2 separate regions of the Homo sapiens genome follow, and region 2 is linked to region 1. Evidence: chromatin contacts called from ENCODE Hi-C or POLR2A ChIA-PET data. All regions are on one chromosome and are shown on one strand. The core of a region is the stretch at or near the end of the contact, and the rest is flanking DNA. Distances in the headings are between cores, read along the strand shown. Region 1 holds the start of PLAC8 (placenta associated 8). Region 2 overlaps SEC31A (SEC31 homolog A, COPII component).

What was found. Hi-C counts contacts between places; a loop is a spot of excess contacts on that map. ChIA-PET counts read pairs that join two places held with the same protein, here RNA polymerase II (POLR2A). Pooled maps may share reads with other maps.
Region 2: a pooled map shows a loop between it and region 1 (4-fold over the local background). The contact joins the enhancer-like site here to the promoter of PLAC8 in region 1. A Hi-C loop is called at or near these places in 6 of 50 pooled maps. POLR2A ChIA-PET finds 5 or more read pairs at or near these places in 2 of 52 experiments (activated CD4-positive, alpha-beta T cell and activated naive CD4-positive, alpha-beta T cell).

What each region holds. Positions count from the first base shown.
Region 1 is chr4:83,112,046-83,116,601 of GRCh38, forward strand. It overlaps PLAC8 (placenta associated 8), which reads right to left and starts at 2,684. Exons shown (of 5, transcript NM_016619.3): 1 at 2,621-2,684.
Region 2 is chr4:82,863,988-82,868,543 of GRCh38, forward strand. SEC31A (SEC31 homolog A, COPII component) reads right to left here. Exons shown (of 27, transcript NM_001077207.4): 9 at 3,168-3,329; 10 at 2,821-2,973; 11 at 375-611. Among named protein-coding and RNA genes, the nearest start is that of SEC31A, 25 kb to the right of the region's middle. Within about 2 kb of position 1,809, at least 6 of the 41 ENCODE cell types and tissues checked have a DNase peak (open chromatin) inside an H3K27ac peak, as active enhancers do.

The DNA of each region.
Region 1 (4,556 bases), core at 1,434-3,933:
TGCCTGTAATCCCAGCTATTCGGGAGGCTGAGGCAGGAGAATCGCTTGAACCCAGGAGGTGGAGGTTGTGGTGAGCCAAGATCGTGCCATTGCATTCCAGCCTGGATGACAGAGCGAGACTCCGTCTCAAAAAAAAAAAAATTTATATATATATATATGTATATATATATATGTATATATATATATATATATGTATCAGCTGTATCTCAAATATCCATATGCTAACTGCCAGTTAGTTTGTGTGAACATTACTTCCTCCATGTAGTAGCCTCAACAGTCTTTAGCCCAACAGTCAACATTGTATGTTTCTGTTTCCTTCACTACTTTTGTACTTTTGACTTCCTCTTTTGAATGTGGGAGATTGCAGGGACCCAGGTGCTTCTGTGAATATTAGCACTAGGAACTGGAGCAGAATGGGGGGCCCCAGGAGGTTTCTGATGCTATTGTAAGTTCCTTTCTAGCACAGATTACCTATATTGGTGGAGAAGTCTACTCGGCTTATCCCTGCGTAGAAGAGTAGTCCTAAAGGGAACTGCTATCCAGGACTTCCATCTGTCACTTCTAGCTGATTCTAAAAAGGGTCTAATAACTTCTCCCGTGAGATATCTTATTCAAAGAAATACCTTCTTGAAAGTTATAAAACAGATGAGAAAGCAAACACACTCATTTGTACGCGCCTCTGTGATCATTTAAAAATTCAAGGTATCTTTTAAGTTGCAACAAATGTAAAACAGAAACAAATGTAAAATTGTTGCTTGTTCAAACAACCACAATTCTCTTTGCTTCAGCCATGAAGTCTTTAGCCTTAGCCATTCAAGGTAAAAGGTCAGCAATAAGTGGAGAGAAAACGTCCTTGAAAATCTAGAGTTCCTAGGACCTTAGGTACCAGCTTGTCTCCTTAGTTCAGTGGTCCTCAAAGCTTACTATTAGTAAAACCACTTGGACTGCTCTTTAACGTGTAGATTTCTAGACACTGCTCAGAGATTGTGACTTAGATAGAATGAGCTAGGGTTGAGGAATCTGTACAATGTAGAATTCTACACACTGTTCAGAGATTGTGGTTTAGATAGAATGAGCTAGGGTCTAAAAGTCTGTAACGTGCACCCGCAGGGCTGCTGCCCTTATGCCATAGGCTTTTGTCCTATGAACTAGAAAAACGTGGCCCTTCTCACAGACACGGCTTGGTGAGCACGTAGCTGCTTCGGTGAGAATTCGAAAAACGGTACACCTTCCTCCATGCGATGAAGCCCATGCTAGACCCTCTCGCATTCCCGGGAGCACATTCCAAACTAGCTCCTCTCCCTTCAGGTGCGGGCCTGTGCAGTATCCTGGGCACTTCACAAGATTCTAATGCCAGTGGCCTTGCAGAGCACATTTTGTAACCCACGACCAGTGGCCTTATTTTTCTTCTGTTACTAATAACTACAGATCCAATTTAATTCAGCAAATATTTTATTGAGTGCCAGGGTGTGTAAACGTGTTGGGCTGGATTTGGTAAGGGCTAAGGAGATGCCTGAGGTTTCCTATCTGTGGCCAGCAGTTCTGCCCGTTGTGGTGTGACCACACAGCTGTTTTGTTCCATGCCATCTTTAACCCCACAGGAGCAGAGAGAGTGATTAAAAAAAAGTTGGCAGGGGCCACCTTGGAAAATGCAGGAAAAATGGGGGCAGGAGGTAGTGAAATGGGAATCTTGGTGGGCAAGCTTTGGAGAATGAGACTAGAATACCTTTCTTTAGGAAGTTCTGTGGAATGGTCTCAATGTCAGGAAATCTTGCAGTATTTGGCTCATATTTTAAACACCTTAATTTTATCTATTAGTTAAGAATCAATCTTGTATTTGTCTCTCCTTTCTATGAGCACTTCACTCCTGAGGACAGCCCACTATCTTAATAAAATACATTAATATTAATATAATACATGATATTAATTATAGTAATATTAATACATATTATTAATATTGATTAATCCAGATACTAGACATATTATTGAGATTTTTCTCTTCTACTGTTTATTGATGTTAAATTTCATTTTTTTGCTTTGATTGAAACATTTCCATTTCATAATCTCTCCATCTCTCTTTATACATATAAATGAAGCACCAGAATTTAATTTTGAAGAATTCTAGTCTGTTTTTCTTACTTTCATAGTGAGAATTCAAGAATTCTTATAATTCATTAGCTAAATCTACAAAATTCCATATCTTGTTTCTAAATACTTTGAATGGATAAAATAGAATATTTGTAAAGCAGAAAGAAATTAGACCGGCATAAGTCAACATGCATACATATTGAAATAAAGAGTGAAATTAATGATCATGTTACTAAATACAATGTATAATATGTGTTTGCTGCAGAAAGCAGCAATTGATGAGGATTCAAGGCTGGGATCTTACACTACTTTGAAAAGCCTGGCATTTGGCAAAATGCTTAGCAAGAAATTGTTGAATTTGACTAAATGTATAAATTTAAAGCAATTAGATAAGAAAACCTTAGTCTTTTAGCTGAAACTCAAAATATAACATGCTAAGAAAAAAACAAGAAAATCAAATAACTTTTAAAGAAAGCTTTTTTTTTTTGAATGCTAAGTTTTTAAAACAAGTTCTTACTTGTAAAGTACTTACAATTAGTAAACAAGGTTCCGAGCAGGAAATGTCTTGTGGCCTGGGAGAGAATCTCACCACAAATGAAAACTACGTGAAAGGGGAGAGGTAACTGTGTTTCTATCGCAGGGCATAGTACATAGAACAGTTTCAGACGCTCTTATTGGCCAGAGTAATCCAGCAGAAGTGGTTTCAATGTGTGTTTCTCTTATCTGGAGAATGAATATATCTCTTGCCAAATAAGGTGTGTTTCTTTTCCTATATTGTGTTAGGTACACTGATACGTCTTTTTAATGGGGAAAGGATTTAATTCATTATATAGTTTGATTGGTTTTACATGTCTGGCAGAGCTTACTGTTGTTTTTTTGTGTTTGTTTTTTGTTATCTTTGTGGGGAAAAAAAAGATCATTATTGTTTCAGATTATATAGTAGTTGGCATCTCAAGCATCCTTTAATGGTATCAACTTACAGATACTGAACATTAAAATAGGCCAAGCATTATCAATGACTTGTTAATGACTTTGATAGTTAGGCCTTATTTTTTCAATTTTAGAGGTGAGGAAACAAGCTCAGATTCTTGAGCTGACTTTCAGAGGCCACATAGCTAACAAGTTACTCACCTAGGATTTTAGCTCATGTCAGCTCAGCTCCAAACTATGGCTCTTTTTACAATGTTGCATCCAATTTCTTTGTACCTTTTTAATTATTCTTCTTATTGGTGGTATTACTATTTCTTTCTTTTGAAATTTTTATTCATAGTCTTTGAATTTCTGATCCCATAGTTTAAACTATCAAAAGACAAAATTACAACAAATTTAGTTTAGAAGATGTAATTGCCTTTTATTTGCAATTCTAGAATCAAGCAACACATCATTCTATAAAATAGAATGAGTGTCCTGGTGAGTATGAAGAAAGCGGAAACAGAGAAAAAAAGATAGATTGGTTGTTTCAAAGTTACTTTCCTTATAGGACTAAAACAGAGAGGACTTCCTTACTACACTGACTGAGGTTGACTGAAATCTCCTGTTTTTTGGAAAACTGGTCCATTTCAAAGTTCAGTTTGATTATATGTCACTTAGCACAAGCGACTTCATTCTGGTTTGGTCTGATTTTCTGGGGCCTAGAGCAGGAGGCTAGTCCATAACAATGGCCTCTCATAAACTTTGTTTAACAAAACCTTTCAGAAATGAGGGTGGGCCGGCACAGTGGGAGGCCCAGGCGGAGGACTGCTTAAGGTCAGAGTTCAAGACAAGCCTGGCCAACACAGTGAGACCTTGTCTCTAAAAAAAAACAAAAACAAAAACAAAAAATTAAAAAATTAGCCAGACATGGTGGTAAGTGCCCGTAGGCTTGTAGTCCCCGCTACTTGGAAGGCTGAGGCAGGAGGATTGCCTGAGCCCAAGAATTTGAGGTTACAGTGAGCTGTGTTGTGTCACCACACTCCAGCCGGAGTGACAGCAAGACCGTGTCTCTAAAAAAAAAAAAAAATTAAGAAATGAGAGTGGCCAGCTTTCCTGTCATTCACTCTGAAGTTTTTGCGGATGGGAAATCTTTCCCACTAGAACAAGGCTATTGTGTGAGGTTGTACAGTGAGAATGTGTGGCATTATGGCAGACTCTAAGTGCTTAGAGTCCCTTTTCAGTCCCAATTCCTAGCTGCCATCTGCTAGCCACTTAACATTTCTATGCCTCAGGTTCCTTGTCAAATGAGCGTAATAATTGCACCTACCCCACAGGATTGTAGGGAAAATTCAAAAAATTAATACATGCAAAACATTTAAAACAGTGCCTAACACATAATCAATATTAGGGGAAACAAAGAAACAAAGAAATCTGAAGAAGGAGAAAGAAAAAGAGACATGTGGAATTCCAGATAGCCTATTTTCTTCCAAATACTATGTATAAACTCCACAATAAAAAGATGGCAACATGGCCAGGTGTGGTAACTCACACCTGTA
Region 2 (4,556 bases), core at 559-3,058, 250 kb before region 1:
CTCTTCCTCTTTTTTCATTTTCCTTAACTAGATCTACTATAGATGTTAAATATTCTGTTTTCATTATAGTAAACTCTATGTACTCATCTTCAAAATAGGTGTGCTGACTATGTCGCTCTCCTCTAAACAGACCTATTATTATTTTTTTTTACTTATTAAAAATGTATTTCATATTACACTTTTCAAAGCAGAGAAGGAAAAACTCTGGACATAAGTTAGGTTGTATGCTCTTTATAAGGCTTCTTAATTTCATGATGAATTGCTGAAATCACACTTTTTCAATTGTTTCTTTAATAGGAGGACAGATTTAGAATATAAAGGAACAGTTAAATTTGCAGATAATGAAATAATATAGCTTTAAACAGCAACTTTACCTTCAAAAAGGACCACACATTTTTCTCAAATTCAGTCTGAGAAGCATCAATTTTTTTTTGGCAATAATTGATAAATCCTTGTGACTGCACAGCCTGCTGAAGTTGGTCTGATCGGCTGAGGAACTCCTTTTCTGTTACAACCTGACTAATGAACACATGGTGCTGCTGCTGCTGCTGCTCAGCTCCCTGATGAGAAGGCATTCTGACATTCTCAAACGTAACCAGTTTGCCTCCAAACTATAAAAGAGAGAATGAACAAACTCAGTGTTAACCCAAGGATATGGCCAAAAAAAGTGCTTATAAAGTGGCCTAAACAGATAATCTGGATGAAATTAGTTGATACAACCTCTCATGCGCCACAGTCTGACACCACTTCAATTTCTGTTCTAGATGAAATGTACTTTTTTGGTTTTTTGGTTTTTTTTTTTTTGAGACAGAGTTTCGCTCTTAGTCACCCAGGCTGGAGTGCAAAGGTGGGATCTTGGCTCACTACAACCTCTGCCTCCTGGGTTCACGTGATTCTCCTGCCTCAGCCTCCTGAGTAGCTGGGATTACAGGTGCCGGCCACCATGCCTGGCTAACTTTTGTATGTTTAGTAGACAGGGTTTCACCATGTTGGCCAGGCTGGTCTTGAACTCCTAACCTCAAGTGATCCACCCAGATAGAGAAGACCAGATAGGACGATGAGAAGATTAAGCAGATCCAAAGAACAGACTTACGAGTGACATAAAACATATTCAAAGGTCCATTTTAGGAAGATTAATCTTGGAATATGTAGTAGAGATTAGAGGGGGAAAAGACAAGCAACAAATATGAAATCAAGCTATTAGAAGTTTGGCATGAAAGAATTAGGCAAGGTATCAGCAATGTAAAAGGAAGAAACAAACAAAAAGTGCTAGAGAGGATGTGGAGAAACTAGAACCCTTGTGCACCACTAGTGAGAATGTAAAATGGTAAAACGGCTATAAAATGGTATGGAGGTTCTTCAAAAACTTAAAAATAGAACCATCCTATGATCCAGCAATCCCACTTCTGGGTATATGTCCCAAAAAACTGAAAGCAGGATCCCAAAATGATAATTACAAACCCATGTTCACCACAGCATTTATTCACAATAGCCAAAAGGTGGAAGCAACCAAAATGACCATCAAATGAATGGATAAAAAAAAATGTGGTATATATATATATATATATATATATATATATATATATATATATATATACAATGCAATATTATTTGGCCTCTAAAAAGAAGTAAATTCTGTCACACTACAACACAGATAAACCTTGAGGACATTAAGCTAAGTAAAATAAGCCAGCCACAAAAAGACAAGTACTGCATGATTCCATTTATATGAGTAATTTAAAGTAGAAAACTCCTAGCAACAAAGTAGAATGTGGTTACCAGGGATTCAAGGGAAACAGGAAATGGGGAGCTGTTGTTCAAGGGCACAGAGTTTCAGTTTTGCAAGATGAGAAAGTTCTAGAGATCTGTTGCACAACAACGTGTATATAGTTAACACTACTGTAGTATATATTTAAAAATGGTTGTAGTGTATATTTTAAAATGGTTAAGATAGTAAATTTTATATTATGCATTTTTTACAATTAAAATTTTATATTATGCATTTTTTACCATTAAAAAAAGCTGGCAATTAAAAAAGAAAGCTAAAAGGATGAAGAAGAGGGAGGACACTCCCTGCAAAAAGAAAAGAAAAAAAGAAGAAAAGAAAAGAAAAAGAAGGGAGGGAGGGAGGGAAAGAGAGACAGAGGGAGGGAAAGAGAGACAGAGAGAGAGAGAAGGAAGACAAATTTAAAAGGGAGGAGGGCCGGGTGCAGTGACTCATGCCTGTAATCCCAGCACTTTGGGAGGCCGAAGCGGGTGGATCACCTGAGGTCAGGAGTTCAAGACCAGGCCAGTCAACATGGTAAAACCCCATCTCTACTAAAAATACAAAAACCAGCCAGGTGTGGTGGCACGTGCTTGTAATCCCAGCTACCCAGGAGGCTGAGGCAGGAGAATCGCTTGAACCAAGGAGGCGGAGGTTGCAGTGAGCCAAGGTTGTGCCACTGCACTCCAGCCTGTACAACAGAGTGAGACTGTCTCAAAAAAACAAACAAACAAACAAAAAAATGGAGGAGGGGAGGAATATAAAGTGTTGGCTACACAACAACAATGTAAATGTACTTAATGCCATTGAACTGTATATTTAAAAATGAACAAAATGATCAATTTTATGTATATTTTACCATGATTTTTAAAAAAGGGAAAAAAAAGAGTAGGTTCCAATTTTTCAGAGAAACCATTTTGAATGATGAAATACCCACAAGTACATCTCAAATCCCAACTTAAACCCTGATTGCTTCCATCAGAGTGACTCTATAATAACACTTTGGTATAAAAAGTCCTTTGTGCCTATGGACCATAAAAACAAAATCCACCTACTGAAAAAGAAGCACCAACAGGCCTTCGAATCCACTTGGGCGGCTTCTTCAGAGGCAGCACTATACTATGCTGAGCAGTCTGCTGTGGAATTTGTAACGGAGGAAGGGGCTGTCCTGTGCCAAAGGGATCAAGATTCCCAAAAGATGATGAAAGCTAAAAAAGATAATAATAACATAAGCATCCGACCATACACAAAGTTTCATTTTTTTCCAGTCATATCCAAAAAAATTTTTGATCACAATTGTCCAATTAACCAGCATTGTTAATCAGTGAAGTCATTTCAAAATATTACACAACACATACTTTTTTCAGGCATTATAATAGAAAACTTTAACACTTCCTATTACCTTGTCAACTTGTTTCTGTCTTAAACCATCTGTGCTACCTCCCATGATAGAATAAACACTGATACGCCCATCAAACGAAGCAGCTGATAAGACAGCAGGATTTCGGGGACACCACTGAATATCGAAGCACCACTGTGTGTTGGTGGGAAGTTCATATAACACCTAGGCCAACAAAAAACAAACAACAAAACTCAGAAAATGGTATGGCCACTTTGTAACCAAAACACCTGAATTAATGTGGTCAACAAGTATAGTTAAATTGAATATTTTTTTGTAGAAAGTATCTTTAGCCAGGAAAAAGAATACTAAGATTTTTTAAAGTGCAAGAATGATCCATTACGATGACCTATTCTGATTAACAGGAATGCAGCTTAAAATTTCAATCAGATTTGAATAAACGCATTTTAAAAACTGAGGCTTTTCTGTGTTCAAAATAATGGATGCATTTGAAAGACCAGCACACTCTATTAGAGTCAACTTTTTTTTTTCTTTTTTGAGACAGGGTCTCGCTCTGTCGCCCAGGCTGGAGTGCAATGGCAGCAGCCTCAGCTCACTGCAACCTCCACCTCCTGGGCTCAAGCAACTATTCTGCCTCAGCCTCCCAAGCAGCTGGGATTACAGGCGCCCATCATCATGCCCGGCTAATTTTTGCATTTTTAATAGAGATGGCGTTTCACCACGTTGGCCAGGCTTGCCTTGAACTGCTGACCTCAAGTGATCCGCCCGCCTTGGCCTCCCAAAGTGCTGGGATTACAGGCGTGAGCCACCGCACCCGGCCTAGGGCCAACTTTTTAAACTCTAAAAGATTAGTGATGTCCTGTCCAATTGTTTTTGTCTGGTAAGACCCAAACAACAACCATATTTAGGTTACTTGAGGATCAAATTTTAAAATCAATCTTGAGAAGGAAGAATTCACTAAGAAATCTGACTTTTAATCACGAGAGAAAACATGTACTATACACAACCTTCCTATCACTGCAGAATCCTAACAGAATTCGGCATTAACAGCTTCCTTTAGAAAGAAAATGACAGAGAAAGAACTATAGAAAATGACCTACATGAGGCTGGGCATGGTGGTTCACGCCTATAATCCTAGCACTTTGGTAGGCTGAGGTGGGCAGAATGCTTGAGCCCAGGAGTTCAAGACCAGCATGGGGAACATGGCAAAACCCCATCTCTACAAAAAAATACAAAATATTGGCCAGGCACGGTGCTGCACGCCTGTAGTCCCTGTTAGCTGGGAGGCTGAGGTGGGAGGACTGATGGAGCCCAAGAGGTCAAGGTTTCAGTGACCCGTCATGGTGCCACTGCATTCCAGCTTGGGAGACACAGCAAGACCCTGACAAAAAAATAATTAATAGTACTAAAAAAAATAAATAAATAAATAGA